Regions from separate parts of the Mus musculus genome. Here region 1 is linked to region 2. Evidence: chromatin loops called from intact Hi-C (ENCODE). Cell type or tissue: heart. All regions are shown on one strand.

Region 1 (8,000 bases), 190 kb before region 2:
ATAGATCTGAATATATATACATATATATATGTATATATATATGTGATATATGTATATGTGTGTACATATACACATATACATATATCAGATATATAGCAACCAGAAAGCATTTCTTTCTAAATGTACATATGTGTGTGTATATTTCTAAATGTATATGTGTGTGTGTGTGTGTATAATTTTTAATACAAAAAAGGCAAGAATATTAGTTGTCTGTCTCCACATAACAAATTATTAGAAAATTTAATGGCTTAAAAATGATAATGAACATTTTTTTATTCCTCACAATTTCTGTGAGGACTGAGAAGCAATTTGGCTGGCTGGTTCTGTTGGGAGTCTGCTACAAGGCCACAATCAATATATTGACCAGGGCTAAAATAATCTGCAAGCTTTATGGGCAGGGGCAGGGTAACGAGCATCTAATATTTGCACCCGGCCTATTGGCATATATCTCACAACCAGCGAGGTTGTGGTGGGAAGGCTTGATTCTTTAGCATGTGTGTCCCTCCTAACAGCTAAGTGAGCAGTAACCTAGGATACAAAAGGGAAGTTGAAATGTATCTTATCCTCTGACCTTGAAAAGAACAGAAGTATCTCTTTCTGATGAAGGGGGGGGGGGATCCCCAGGACACAGATAAGCTCAACACAGGGGAATCACCAGGAGTCATCTTGTCACTCATCACTCTTGGGGCCCTTTTCCTATGGTTTGGTTGCCTTGGCCAGCCTGCATGCGACAGGTTTTGTTTTATCTTATTATATTGTATTTTGTCATGTTAAAAAAAAAATAGAACGGAAAAAGTCACTGTTAGTGAATTTTGAGTTGATTAGCAGTGCTCACTAAAAGTATTTTGAAAACTACAAGGTGATCACAGGGGGAAATTAAACTAACATTTAAAAACAAAAACAAAACTTAAATGTTTAAGGTGTGCTCAGTCTCCGGCTGGTGGTGTGCTAGGCAGAAATGTGGCACCTTGGAGAGGTGGGAGGTGGTCAGGACATTGGGGCCGTGCCCTTGAAGGTCACATTAGGATTCCTGTGTACTGCCCGTACACGAGGTGAGCGATTCTGCTCTATCAGATTTCTCATTGTGTTACCCCCTCCCCCTTTACTGCAGTCCCAGAAATAATGACGTCAAGACCGTGACCTAAAGTCTGTGAAGTCATCAGCTGAAGTAAGCCACCCTGCCTTTAAGTTGATGTTGTTAGGTACGCTGTGATGGAAAGCAAACGAAACGTGAACATAGTTTCGCCAGACTGTGATGGGTGATGTGCACTGTGGCACTGGACTGTGCTAATAAGTAAATAGCAAGTTTGTTTCATAAGCTTAGAAACATCTGTTCTGGGCGGGGCATGAGATCGCTGAAAGATGGAGGAAAGGAGAAACAGCAGTAACAAACCTCCAAACCAACAGGCCCATCCCCCAGCCAGGGACTGGAGAAGAGAGAGGGTGATGGGAGAGAAACAGGAAAGCAAGCAGCCTGTCGTTGCTGCTGTGGTGGTGCACAGCTGTAATCCCAGCACCTGAGGGATGAAGGCTGGAGGACCAGGTCAAGGCCGTTAAGGGGGTTCTAGGCTAGCCTGGATTACAAAACATTCTGTCGCAAAACTCAAGCTACCGACAAACATGAGATGGATTAAAACAAAACAATTTAAACCAGAGATAAACTAGAAGATGTAACTGAGATACAGACCGTAGGCATTAAAAAGGTGGGAAGGCGGTCCTAGCACCAGAGACAATGCGAGAAGACTGCCAGACAAAGAGAGAACTTTGCATTTTTACACAGTGAATGCATGGGACAGCCCCTCTGCCCTTGTGCACAGTTTCATTTTCCTAGGTTTCAGTCTCGTGTAGTCATAGTCTAAAAATGAATGGAAAATGACAGATAATGACCCTTTCTAAGTTTAGAGTTGTGTGTGTCATGAAACCGTTCACTCTGTCCCTCTGTCTCACTGAGGACATCCCCCCTGTCCCCTGTGGTGTGCAGTGCATCCAGGCCATATACACTGCCCTCCTGTTCATCACTCTGTACCTTAGTGTTCCAGAGCGGCAAGGTACCGATACAGAAGAGTCACCAGGGCAAAGCCCGCGGATTTAACTCTGATGCTATGTGGCAATAACGTGTATTTAGCTTTTGGCCCTAGTTGTGGTCGAGGCATCCACTGGAGGTCTGGGAATGTGGTTCTGCAGGAGGTTCAGAATGTATAATACGATTTCACATGCGCTTTCTCATAGGCTCCATATAAGAGTCCAGATGGATGGTTTCTTATTATCCTTTATGTATGGAAGAAGAAAGTATAATGAAAATGGCTCGGTGACAGGCAAAGTGGTACATTTATTGGTAGAGATTCTCATAATTAGAATACTTTATATTAGATTGAAAATTTGAAACCATGCAACACTCAGCCATTCCAGGGAAAATTAATAATGATGTTTTTAGACATCTTTAATTTCTTTCACATATGGACTAAACTGATGAGATTGGACTTCCATATTTCCAAGAAGACGAAACAGAATGGCAAACTCTGATGACACTCTGAAATTGGTCATAGATTCTTCAGTTCCTAGAAAAGCTGCTGGCTGTTCCAAACTTATTTTCCCCAGCCTAAGAGAAATCAGAAAAATATATCTCTCCCCAAACAACAAAACTCCAATAAAAAAACCAACCTCCCCCAAAAAAATCTCCAAACCCCTTCCTTCCCCAAGAATAAAACAAAAAAAACGAAACAAAACAATAAAAACCAAACGAAGTTTATAATCTAATTCAAAGTGCGGTGTCCTTTTATTCTTTTCCGTGTGTGTGTGTGTGTGTGTGTAATAGAAATAATATATGTATTTCACATGTCCAATGGCATGTGACACTTTTTAAAGCACCCTAGGTGGTAGGAGAAGAGAAAATAGTATGGTCACAATTCTTGAGAAACTCCAGTGGAAACAACGTCACTGGACACATGTGGCTTGTCTTTGGCTGCTCTGTGGGTTCTTTTCTCTTCCACACTTTCAACCCCTAACACTGGATAAGAGAGAGAAAATGATAGAGAGGAAAGGAAAGAGATCCCTACATAAAGTCAGGGGTCAGAGAGGGGCAGTGTTATCATTAGACTACTTCCTGCTGATTAGAGGCATCAGCTCCTTGGGGCAAGCTTGATCTTCACTGTCAGGGTAGCTAATTTCTTCTTGTTGTTGTTTCTTTGTGCTCAAGTACTTAACAAACTGCAACCAACAACAGCCTACCAACAACCACAACCAATTAACAACCACCAACCTACCACCAAACTACCAACAACCCACTAACAACCACAACCAACAATCCACAAACCTCTTGGAACTTAGATTCCAGAAGTCATACAATTGAAGAAACTATCAGCAGCTGGCAAAATCACACCCCTGCCAGAGCATGAGGCAAATCATAGTCAGCTGCTGAGGACAAATAGAAGCAGCTCCATATCTCACACCTGGGATTAAAATGAAAACACTTATAATATTTCTGTGATTTTTTTTTAAAAAAAAGAAACCAAAATTCCAAAATTGTCACTACAGATATGTGTAACTGTTCCGAACATTTTACACCATCGTGATGAAATCAGAACAAGTCCCGGGAGTGGCAGGTGCTGGCCTATAAGACTGTCTTCATTTGGCAAAGGTCGAATCAGGATTTGAAATCCGGTTTCGGCTGAGTTGAGCGGACTGGACTTTTTGGCATGGCAGAGGGCAAGTGAGGTGTCTTTAGTGATCTGGGTGACTTGGTTTTAACGAATTGAACCTGGGTAGGTAAGTTTTAAGGCACAGCCTGCTGCTTCAACTTTTGAAAACATGAAGTATCTTTAACTGTGTAGGCCACACTGGCCTTGAACTCACTACCCTCCTGCTTCAGCTTCTCAAGTGCTGGGATTATAGGCTTGCACCAGCATGTTTGGCTTGGTTCATGTTCATGTACTCTATCTATCTATCTATCTATCTATCTATCTAGTTTGAGATAGGGTCTTATGTATCCCAGGTTGGTTTTGAACTCGCTATAGAGCTGAAGATGACCTTGAACTTTTGGCTCTTCCTGCCTCTACATCCCAAGTGCTAGGATAGATGTACATCACCATGCCCAGTTTTATGAAGTGTTGGGGATGAACCCAGGGCTTTAAGCATGCTAAGCAAGCATCCTACCAGCTGAGCTGCATCCCAAGCTTCTGGTTTAGTTCTTCCTGGCAAGGCTTTCTTTGTATCCTTTCCATGAAGCACATGGTGGGCTTTGTGCCTCTGATTGTCATCTAGCCCTTCGGAAAAGCATCTTGGCACTGTAGGTCAACTTGCATCCAGGTACAAGGATTGCTCTTTCGCTGTACAGATCAAGTCTCTGTAAAAGCAGCCCCCCTCCAACACAGGACATGTAGATTGCAGAAAAATTTGAAAATCTAGGATGTGAGGAGAATCTATAGTCATACTATAGGTTTGTGCATTTCCTTACATTTTTATATCACATATACCGAAATGACTTGTCTCAATTTTGTCTATCTTCTATAAGATGACTTTTTTCTTAAATTTATAACACTGTATAGGAAGTGCTATACAGTGTGTATTTTTCTATTTTTGTGCTATATATTGTGTGCATGTGCAGATGTGTGCTCCTGTCTTTTGTGTGTTCTATTCTGTGTGCGTGTACAGATGTGTAGGCCTGTTTTTTGTGTGTTCTGTACTGTGTTCATGTGCAGATGTGTGTGTCTTTGTGCACTCACGCAGGGGTCAAAACAGGATATTAGTGTCTTCTTCTATCACCTTGCCTTACTGCCTTGAGACAGAGTTTCTCATGGAACAAGGAGCTCATGGTGTTTGGCTAGGCTGGCTGCCTAGGCAGCTTTCAGAAACTACCCATCTCCTGGTTCTCCCTACCTCTCCCCACTCCCAATTATGGGGTTGCAGGCACACCCAGCAACATCTAGCTCTATTATGTAACTGCTGGGGGTCCAAACCCAGATCCTCACGGTTGCAGACTTGCACTTTTACCCACTGAGCCGTCTCTCCAGTCCATTTTGGGTTTTGTAGCCGGATCACACTCCATAGTCCAGGCTTGCTTAGAACTCACGATCCCTAGTAGCTTAGCCTCCTGAGTGCTGGGATACCATAGATGAGTATTACTATGCTCAATGGAAAAAGCACACTCTTAACCATTAGACAGGGGGATAAATTTAAGCCTGATTTTAATGGGTATATATCCTGAAACGTATGTATAATACACGCATAATGTATGTGTGTATGTATGTACATTCTGTCAGTAATTCATGTACTGATGTTCCTGTTTCTGAGGCTGTTTGGAATGTTCACTACAATATGTCACCTGTGAGCACATATCTCTAATGATTCCTTTAAAACAGATGTTTAGAAATGGAATCGCTGTGACAAAAAGTGCAGACGTTTTAAAGCACCCCGCACACCGAGAAGGCATTCTTATGAGAAGGCTGTACCAATTTTACATCTTTAAAAATATTTTCACGCCAGGTGGTGGTGGCGCACGCCTTTAATTGCAGCACTGGGGAGGCAGAGGCAGGTGGATCTCTTGAGTTTAAGGACAGCCTGGTCTGCAGAGGGAATTCAGGACAGCCAAGGTTACACAGAGAAACCCTGTCTCGAAAACCAAAAATACAACACAATACAACAACACAACAAAACAAAAATGTACATTTACTTATTTAACATGTGTGTGTGTGTGGTGTGTGTGAATGTATGGTGTGTTCGCACATGCCAAGGCTCTTGTGTTGATGTTGGAACCCAGCATATGACCCCTGTGGGGTCGCAACACACCGGTTGAGAACCATGGCTGTAGGGTCGACTTTAACAAGCGACAGCCATGCCAGCCGAGCTGGCCGACCTTTGCAAAACTCTCTTCCCCGTCACTGATTAGCAGGTGTCTCCATGATACCCAGGCGGTACAGTTCTTCTCTTCTTGCAAATTCACTTATTTTTTTCTTTTTTTGAGATGTTTTCTAAAAACCACTGACTGTGGCAATAAGGCCAAAACAGAAGAGAATTTCCTTACATTCCTGTGTGTACTGAGGTGTGTGTACGGCAGTCAAAGGACAGCATGCAGGGGGTGGGGCTCTGGCTCTCCTTCCACCCCGTGGTTCTGGGAAGTGAACTCATGTCCCTCTGGCTTGGCCACAAGGGCCTTTACCTGATGAGCCATTTCACCGGTCTGAGAATTTCTTAGATTCTCAAGACTTGTGGGAATTGTGAATGGCTGCTTGACATTTCCCTAGTCATTGCTTTAGAACTTCCAGAGTCAGGAAGAAGAGAATCAATGAGCTAGGCTGAGCCATCACATTCCTAGTTTAAGTATTTCTAGAAGCAGCACAACTTTGTGCATGTTTTAAATGGCACGTATTTTTTAAAATGGTGATTAAGTCAACCCATGAGCTGTTGTATTTAAATGTGGCCCCTGACCTCAGCTTGACCTTCTCTTAGCTAGAACAAACAGTCCCCCCTACCTGTCTGTTACTTCCTCCTGGCTGACAGTCCTGGAGAAGGAGCCTTTTATTCTTTTTGGCTTTTTGGACACAGGGTTTCTCTGTGTAGCCCTGGCTGGCCTGGAACTCACTGTGTAGAACAGGCTGGCCTCAAACTCAGAGACCAGCCTGCCTCTGCCTTCTGAGTGCTGGGTTAAAAGGCGTGAGCTACCACTAGCCCAACAAGAAGGAGACTTTTAATTTCTGTTCTCCAGCAAGATCTTGAGGAAAAACCTGATACTATGGATGGGAGAGGGCATTCTTTTAGCAGTGGAAGAAAGTCCAGAGGAGATGACTCAGATGTAAGCAGGTGAAAAGGCTGGGACACTCCCCAACGCCTTCACAAACCCTGATGCTTAGAAACAAGTGGCAGGGCTGGGTGTGGTGGCGCATGCCTTTAATCCCAGCACTTGGGAGGCAGAGGCAGGCAGATTTCTGAGTTTGAGGCCAGTCTGGTCTACAAAGTGAGTTCCAGGACAGCCAGGGCTACACAGAAAAACCCTGTCTCGAAAAACCAAAAAAAAAAAAAAAAAAAAAAAAAAGAAAAAGAAAAAGAAAGAAAGAAAGAAAGAAAGAAAGAAAGAAAGAAAGAAACTGGGGAGGTGGGGTGGGGATGGGGGGATTAGGGGGTTAGAGGAGGAGGGGTGGGGGTGGGGTAGGAAGAACTCATAAAAACCAGTAAGAAAAATGTAAACAGTGTAATATCTAAATGGACAAAGAAACATGAACAAATGTATCAGCAAGAAAAGTAGAATTATATATGTGTGTGAAACTTTTAATTTCTCCCCTTTTTTTTCTTTTTTTAACCCCTGATGGTTCTGGAGATGCATCCTGGGCCTCCCACACACATGCTAGGCAAGCACCCCTTCCCTGACACAGCCCGGGCCGTTCCAACTTCACTTTTAATCATGGAATTGCAGAGCGAAGCAACGAAGCACCATGCTTGATGGCTAGATTAAAAACAAAAACAAAAAAAAAAGTCATTTAAAAAAATGATGACAAAAAAAAAAAAAAAAAAAAAGACAGACCTTAAGGGAAAAAAAAAAAAATGACGACAAACAGCAAAGACTGTGACACATTGGGATGCCTTCTGGTACAGCTTTCTGGAAAGCAGCCTGGCAGTGTGCACTAAAGGCTTTTAACCTGCAGGGGCCCTTTGATACAGGAGTCCAGCTTCCAGAGACTTCTCCTAAGCAAAACAGCCCGAAAGGGAGGAGGGCCGTTTCCCCTCCCTGTTGTTTATCTTAAAGCCATTGCAAAGCGGTTGGTCCAGCAGTAAGGATGACTCACGGAGCTGAGTCACGAATCATCTAGATAGTAGGTTGTTTATGCATCCTTTAACATGATGGCAAAGCGATTAAAAAAAAAAAAAAAAAAGACAACCCAACATGCCCAAAATATTCAGAATGTGAAGCAAAAAGGCATCTGTGGAGTTGGCCTTTATGCTTATGGGTAGATAGATGGAAAAAGCTACTGGAAAGAGTACTTACCAATATGGGTAGATAGATGGAAAAG
Region 2 (8,000 bases):
AGGCCCAACTCATTGTGAGCAGTGTAACCTCTGAGGAGAGCAAGCCGGTAAGCAGCACTGCTCTGTGGCCTCTGCATCAGCTCCTGCCTATGGGATCCTGCCCTGACTTCTCTGGATGATGGACTGTGATATGGGACTATAAGCAAAAAATAAAACCTTTCCTCCACAGTTGTGTAAGCATATATACTTTAATACTTACTTTAATAAGGTTCAACCCCTCCCTCTAGCCCACCACCCACCAGAGGTAGTGGAAAAGAAAGGTTATTAGAATATGGGGGAAGTGGACCTGTTTAGAAACAGTTCTTTGGGGGGTAATTCCAATCTTTATTGCTCTCAGTCAGTCCACGAGCAAACACCAAACATGAATCAGCAGCTGCCATCCAGTCCACTCGGCAGACACCACACACGAATCAGCAAGGGCAGTTCAATCCAGGAAACCTCAAGGCTCACCAGTCAACCAGAGTCCGTGAAAGCATGGAAACGATAAAAAAAAATTGAGGGAATCTCACAAGAAATTCTTTGGCGCTTTTACTTCTATGATGTCACCACACGCGAAGCTCAGCAACTCAGAGTAAGGTGAACCAATACATGGATGTGGTCAGTGAAGACAAGTGAGACGGAGCAAGGTGAACCAATGATCGAGCTTCCACTGTCTGTGGGGTCACATTTATATTCTTTCTAAACATCATGTATCCTTTCATGTGTTTTCTAAAGCAAAATATCATTTCACCTGTGTCTGCTTCAGCAAACTATCATTATAACCAGAAATTTCCACTTTAAGTTGCTTTTGGCCATGGTGTTTTATCACAGAAATAGAAGCCCCGCTTAAGACAACAGAGCAGACCCAAGAGTGAAAATAGAAGGTAGCGACTCAGGAAGACGACATTGATCCTCTCTTCCTGAGCCAGTGATCCTGATCTTACATAGCTTCCAGCACTGTGCTAAAGCAACAGTAGACTTAATCGGGCACATGTTTAATAGAACCCTGGATTGTTGCAGAGTTACATGGCAATTAGGCTGCTTCCACGAGTGATTTGCTTATTGATTGATGTTGTTCATAGGTGCCTCGGTAGAGAGAGAAGCTCACCAAGATGCTAAGCCTTCATTTTCTGAAGGAGCAGAGGGGTACAGTCTCTCTGGGAAGACTGACACCCAGCTAGCTCACTCCAGTTACTTTATTCAAACATCATACAAGGTTAATTGGAGCTGAGAAAGACTCCATCTACCAAAGTTATCATGCCCTTTTCTGCTCACGATGGCAAGCAACCCACACAAATCTCAGTCCCTTTTGACCATGGTTAGCTATAATCAGAGGTAAGAACTCCAGGTTTGTAAAGAGCGTCTTAGGACCGAGATCAGTACAGCTGCAACCTCCCATAAAGCATCGAGTGCGGACCTACCAGAGAAACAACATTTCTCCAAGGTTAAAAAAATCTCATAACAATTTTCCAGCCTGTAATTGTTGACCCAAAGATATTAAAGGCTTTGCTGGAACATTTCAAAGTCAGACACAAAGGCTTTACTATACATTTCATTGTGTTTGCCAATATACCAGTTCTTTGAATCAGTTAAACCATACTTTGCTCCTCTCTGCCTACTTTGCTTCTCTAGTTGGGATCACTGGCCCTCACTGGTAATGTTGTCTTTATGCCACACAGGCACAGTGGACTCTACAATGACTCTTGCTCCAAAGAGGAAAATGGGCAGAGCCCATACATGTAATTAAGAAGGGTAAGGTTCAGCACTGTGTTCCCATCCTGGTGTTTGGCGTACCATTTGTTCAAGAATAATAGGCACCATCCCTTAATTACTCCCACTGAACGCATGGGAGGTCTTAGACGCTCACCTGCCCACAGGGAGGCATGGCTGTGCATTCTTAAAGCAGAGTAGAACAGAACTCTGAGTCCAAGGCTTGGTGGTCTTAAGACTGGGGTAGTGATGTCAGTGGCGAGAGGATGCATGTTACAGAAAGGACCATCTTCCGGCTTAATGTGTAAAGTGGCACACTGATTCGTCTGAGAATATGGGGACATTCCCAGACTAATAGAATCCCTGACTAAGTCAGTATCAGAACCTCTGAGTGACCTGTGGAAAGGCGGCTTACTTCAGGAAGAGGGAGTAGCAGTGGGGACACACACCCTCTTTATGGCAGTTAGGTGAATAGTTTCTGTTTGCTGGACACTGAACCTATGTGCAACTGCAGATGAAGCAACAGGAAAGTGGGAGATGCTAAAGCCAGCCGAGCGATCTGTTCTTCAGTCTTGAAAGTCCCTGATGAAAGCTATTTCAGAATGAGAAGATGTTCACAGTTGTTATGGCAACCAGCAAATCTGCTTGGCCACCGGAAACCCTTCCCCTAAAGACCACAATAGCTTTTGTTATGAAACGTGGGGACTTTATTTCATTTCCCCTATTATCTATTTTCAAAGTTGTCAACAGTAACAAATTCCTTAGTACCTGTGGCCCAAGTTCTGGGACAACCCTGAGCCCCACTACTTCCATCTGCACTGTAGTGTGTAACTTCAATCTTTGCTCCATTTATAGGGGGATAAAAATACCCATCATGCGTATTGAAAAGAGAATAGAGTCATTTACCTTTGCAGCCTTTTCATGGCATATTTGCTGTAGAGGACAAATACGTTTTCTTTGAAGTATTAATTCTAATTGAATGATGTTGGCCTTGCCTCTGTCAAGAAGGTTCTGAGACTGTGTTCCAACTCAGTGGTTGGGGATGAGGCAGAAGTGGCTTTAAAGTTCTATGTATTTGCTTCCTTGGTTTGGGGCATTACCTCATTGTTCCCTGTAATGACTTTTGGGGGTTTAGATGTCCAAAATTAGCTTGTTGGATGCTACTTGACTGGTGCTGACTCATGGAAGAAAAAGTTCTTATGTTCAAGGCTAAAAAGTATACCTTGATTCTTTTAAAACATCTCTCCCTCTCTCTCCCTTCTTTCCTTCTTTCCTTCCTTCCTTTTTACTGGCAGAAATGAGGGGTGTTCGTTGTTAAACGTTTGGCAAATCACACAGAAGTATCTGGAATAAAACAAGAGCACTCCACATCTCATAATGCCTACATAAATTAACATGGTGGCTGGAGGTTTCAAGCCTTTGATCTGATTTATTCATCTACTTATATTTTAAAATGGTTACTAGCTGCTGTGTGGAATGGGTTATGGACAGACACTGTGGATTCAGGGGGATCATTCTGGAAGCTCATGAAGAAGTCAAGTGAGGGGAGGCTGACCTAAAGGCAAATTCTGTGGCTATTTTGAAGGTGGAGACCACAGGACTTGTTAATGGACTGACTGTAAACTATGAGGGAAGGAAGACATGAAGAGATGGCTGTCCTGTCTTCTGGCCCTCTGCCTGGTGAAATGGTAGCCCCTTTACTGAGGTTGGGTGTGATGAGGAAGAAGCAGGGGTGTGGTGTTTGTGCGTGTTGGGGCAGGGGAGGTAGAGGAAGTTAGATTCTGTTATGAGAGGCTAAGTAAAGGTATCATACCGGGGTGAGCATTTCTAGGAGATACTTGGATATACACTAAAGGCCTGGGGGAGGAGAATGGAGACAGATATTTTATCAAAGGACCATCAGCACAGTAAAGCCACACAGGAGATGAGGTAAATGTAGTGAGTTAAGGGTGGACGAGGAGATGCCTCAAGGACAGAGACTATTTGAGGAGAGGAAGTTACAGCCTGGGAACCAAGAGTAGCCAGGAGCCAGGCTGAGACCCAAGGACAGTGCTCGAAGTAGCAGACAAGAGAAGAGTGTCCCCCTCCCATGAGAAAGGAAGTGCTTCCCCCTATCTTTGTACACATATACACATAGTATATTTTATGTATGCACACATACATATTTTATGTGAGGATATATAGATATATCCTCACATAAATATATATATTAATATTACAGATGATGCAACGGGCCTTACCAGGAATACTGTTTTTGGGGGTGGGTACTGAGAATCAAAGCTAGAGCCTTGCACATGGTAGACGAGTGATCTATTATTGAGCTATCTCCTAAATTTTTATTCTGAGGCAGTGTCTCTGCTGTTCAGCTAGTCTTGGGCTCATGCAGTAGCCCAAGTCTGGCTCTTTTGAAAAAAATGTCCTTCTGAGATACTATTCTGAATGACAACCAAGTATTCATTCTCTCTCTCTCTCTCTCTCTCTCTCTCTCTCAGTGTTTTCGAGACAGGGTTTCTCTGTATAGCCCTGGCCGTCCTGGAACTCACTTTGTAGACCAGGCTAGCCTTGAACTCAGAAATCTACCTGCCTCTACCTCCCGAGTGCTGGTATTAAAGGCGTGTGCCACCACAAGTATTCTATCTTTATAAATGACCATGAGAACAACATTCTATAGACACACCTGGTGTTTCTTCAGGCTAAATTCCCCAAGTGTAGACAAGACAACCTTTAAGGCTTTTGATACATGCTTTTAAATTGCCTCAGAAGGAGAAGTTTCTGGCAGGATGGTACCCCCCCCCCCGCACCCCGCACCACCCCCCCCCCCCCCCCCCGCCAGCAATCAGTTGAAACCATGTATCTGGTTTTATCTGGTTGTCACTATCACCATTCAAAATTGTGCGGGGGTTGGGGGGAGGATATGCCGTCTCGTTTCTACTTTATTTCCACTTGCATGACTTGATTACATTATGGAACCATGTCAGTCGTCTGTGTAAGCAGGGGGGTTGCTGAGGAGGGAGAAAGGCATGGTCTGAGCCAGTCTCCAGGGTGAGGGGTGGAGCAGATCTTTGTCAGCCCACACGCTGAGGTTCCCACAGCTCAAAGCTTCCTCCCTCTCGGTCGGCTTCCTGCGCCGCCCAGCCTAAGAAAGGGCGTGGTCACAGAGAAGCGGAGCATCTCTCCTCCGCCAGCCAGGCGCTCTGCTCACTTGCTAGGGGTGGAGGCTGTGTTGCCTTGTGAACCGCTGTCCACATTGCCCAATAGAACAACAAACACGGGCCAGGGCACAGGGGCGGCAGGCCCTGCATCCTGCGTCCTTTCCTCACAGGGCGGAGTCATTTCAGCTCCTGAGATTCCTTCATACAGCCTTGCTGGGCGTGAGCCCAGCAGAAGGGGAAAGACTGTTGTGAAATTGTGGGAGGACACAGCATCTCTGTTGGTGACAAGGGACAATTGCATCATGCTGTTAGGCTGCGATGTGGAAATCACAGATGCCCAGGAGATAGGAATCTTAAGAATGTGTGGGACATACAGATAGATGCCCCCCAAATGGGGACTGTGACCGTCTTTTATGAGCTATTTCTTATTTCACAACTTATTTCATAACCATCAGTTGGAACAACAACAACAACGACAAAAACCTTAAAAATGCAATTCAAGAGTTGTCTAAACAGCACACACGTCTGAGACGGGTTCTGTGAGAACCAAGAATGATTCTCGAGAAGAAAAGACCCTCAGACGACCCAGGTTCCAAATCCAAAGGAAAGCATTCTGTGAGGAGTGAAACGAAAATGGAAAAAGTTCAGTAGAGAACACGCTGTTGTCCAGTTTTTCGTTTGTTCGTTCATTTTGTTTTTCTGATAAGGTCTTGTGCCCTAGCACTGACTGTCCTGGAACTCACTACGCAGATGAGGCTGGCCTTGAATTCTGCCTCTTCCTGCTCTGCTGGGATTAAAGGCATAACACCACCAGGCCTGGTGCTTTTTAAATCATAAAGCAATGTACTGTTGTTATAAATGTGTCCCATTTAGCGGACTGAAAACGCTGAGTCACGGGAAGTAAAAGTTAGCTTCCTCCCGTCCTGTCAGGTCACTACCACCCTCCAATAACTTGGTGTCTATTTTCTAGAGACTTTATAATGCAACTTAAAATATTTATAATTATAATGTATGTACATTATAAGTTATTATATGTGTGATGTAGGTAATTATAGCATTTACGATGTTAGAGCATAGATGGTATTCATTAATCAAAGTATACTTTTGCTTTGATTATTTTTTCCATTAATTATTGTGTTTGTGAGAAAGAGAGTGGGTGTCACAGACCCTGTGTGGTGATCAGAAGACAACTTGTAGGAGTCACTTCTCTCCTACCATACACGGTGCTCCAGCTATCTAACTCCGGTCACCAGGTTTGGTGGCAATACCTGCCAAGCCATCTCCCTGCCCCAACATATTTTAAGAAAATGAGTTAATAATATTGAAATTCTGCAGCTTATTTTAATGTTTTTCTCTTAGCAGGTAGCTTTGCTTCATCTGTCTGAAATAAAGATCAAAACCAAAGCAAACCAAAAAACCAACAACAGCAGCAAAAACCCCAACAAACTAACAAGAAAAAAGAAAGAAAGAAAGAAAGAAAGAAAGAAAGAAAGAAAGAAAGAAAGAAAGAAAGAAAGAAAGAAAGAAATGAAAGAAATTGCTTTGAGCCACAGATACCAGATAGATTTACTCATCCCTTTTCCTCCTTCTTCTGTGTTCCCCCTTTCCCCCGGGGAACCACTTGAGGTGCTGGAGTGAAGGAACCACAATCCCTGCCCTCATATAAAGGCCATTTCCATGGAAAGAGGAGGGCAGTAAACAATGTAACACACAGTACAGGTGGCTGGCAGGGCAGGAAGGGCGCACCACAGGGTTAGGAAGAGCCTCCTTGGAAGGAAGCACTTGAGCTGAGACCTGGAAGGGAGAGAGGGCTAGAATCACATGACTATCTGGGGGAGGGCACCCCAGGGAAAGGGCATAGGAAGCCCAATCAACCTGGGAGGAGGAGGAGGAGGAGGAAGAAGAAGAGGAGGAGGAGGAGGGGGAGGGGAAGAGGGAGGGGGAGGAGGAGAAAAGAAGGAGAAGGAAGAGGAGGAAGATAAGAAAGAGCAGGAGGAAGAGAAGGAGGCAGAGAGGAAGAGGAAGAGAAAAGGGAGGAGAAGTTGTGGGAGGAGGAAGAGAGGAGAGAAAGAGGAGGAAGAAGAGGAGGAAGAGGAAGCACAGGAGGAAGAAAAGAAGAAGGAGGAGGATGGAGGAGAAAAAGAAGGAGGAAGAGGAGGAAAAGGCAAAGGAGGAGATGGTGGTGGATGGAGGAGGATGGAGGAGGATGGAGGAGGAAGAGAAGGAGGAGGAAAAGGAGGAGGAGGAAGAAGAGGAGAAAAGGGTGAAAAGGAGATGGAGGAGGATGGAGGAGGAAGAGAAGGAGGAGGAAAAGGAGGAGGAGGAAGAAGAGGAGAAAAGGGTGAAAAGGAGATGGAGGAGGATGGAGGAGGAGGAAGAGGAGGATGGAGGAGGTGCCATATGTAGAAAAGGAAATGAGTGTGGCTGGGAATGGTGAGAGCAAGGGATGGTAGGAAAGATCTGTAGGCTCCATGGGACATTTAGTGACACTGAGTAAGAGAGGATTTCTCTGAGGGCGTGAAGGGCACTCTGGATTCTGTTGAAAATAGAGTCTAGGAGGCTCTACAGAGCAGAGAAGAGGGCTCCGGTGAAGGGGTCACGGTAACACCACGGGGACATGGTGGGGTTATTATTGCCGTGGGGGCAGGGGCATGGTTGGATTCTGTGTACGTTTCCTGGGTAGAGACAAGAGGATCTGCTAATGGGTCAGGTGTGGGATGTGGGGCAAAGAATGAAGCTGCTGGTGACTTCTCAACATAAGGCAACATAGGAGGTTCTCTCTGAGAGATTGAGTAGTCAGTGGGAAACACAGGAGATGGCTGACTACCAGAATCAGAGCCAGAGGGCCAGCATGGGCTCCTTGTCCAACACATACGTGTCTCTGCTGGTCCTCAAGTCATACCCTGAGCCATCCATCTATCTTCCACCCAACCTGATTGCTTGTAACTGACTTTGATGATGAATCTGACAAACCCCAAGACTTGCTAAGGAGCTATGTAAGGTTTTGGGATACTCAGGCCTGTGCCAGTCTCGTCCTAGGGATAGCTGCTTCCCAGGAAGGGCTCACTAATTCATAGCTGGCTAGTCCCCGAAACATTTCTTTACTTCAAGGATCATGCTGCATGAGGGTTGGACACAGCACGAGTCACTCTTCACGCT

Evidence for each region. Peaks named below come from ENCODE experiments on the same cell type or tissue, not always from the same donor. Only the 100,000 strongest peaks of a DNase experiment are listed, where the experiment ranks them.
Region 1: a loop joins it to region 2, with 2.2 times the contacts of the local background. A loop is called at or near these places in 8 of 42 quality-filtered maps.

The regions. Positions count from the first base shown.
Region 1 is chr10:117,908,769-117,916,768 of GRCm38, forward strand. It overlaps a transcript of Gm32605 not described here. Among named protein-coding and RNA genes, the nearest start is that of 4933411E08Rik, 13 kb to the right of the region's middle. In heart, a CTCF peak has its summit at 7,631; no DNase peak of the experiment used is centred here.
Region 2 is chr10:118,098,498-118,106,497 of GRCm38, forward strand. No RefSeq gene overlaps it. Among named protein-coding and RNA genes, the nearest start is that of Mdm1, 39 kb to the right of the region's middle. In heart, no CTCF peak of the experiment used is centred here; a DNase peak (open chromatin) is centred at 4,944; H3K4me3 peaks cover 875 bases; H3K27ac peaks cover 739 bases; H3K27me3 peaks cover 1,389 bases.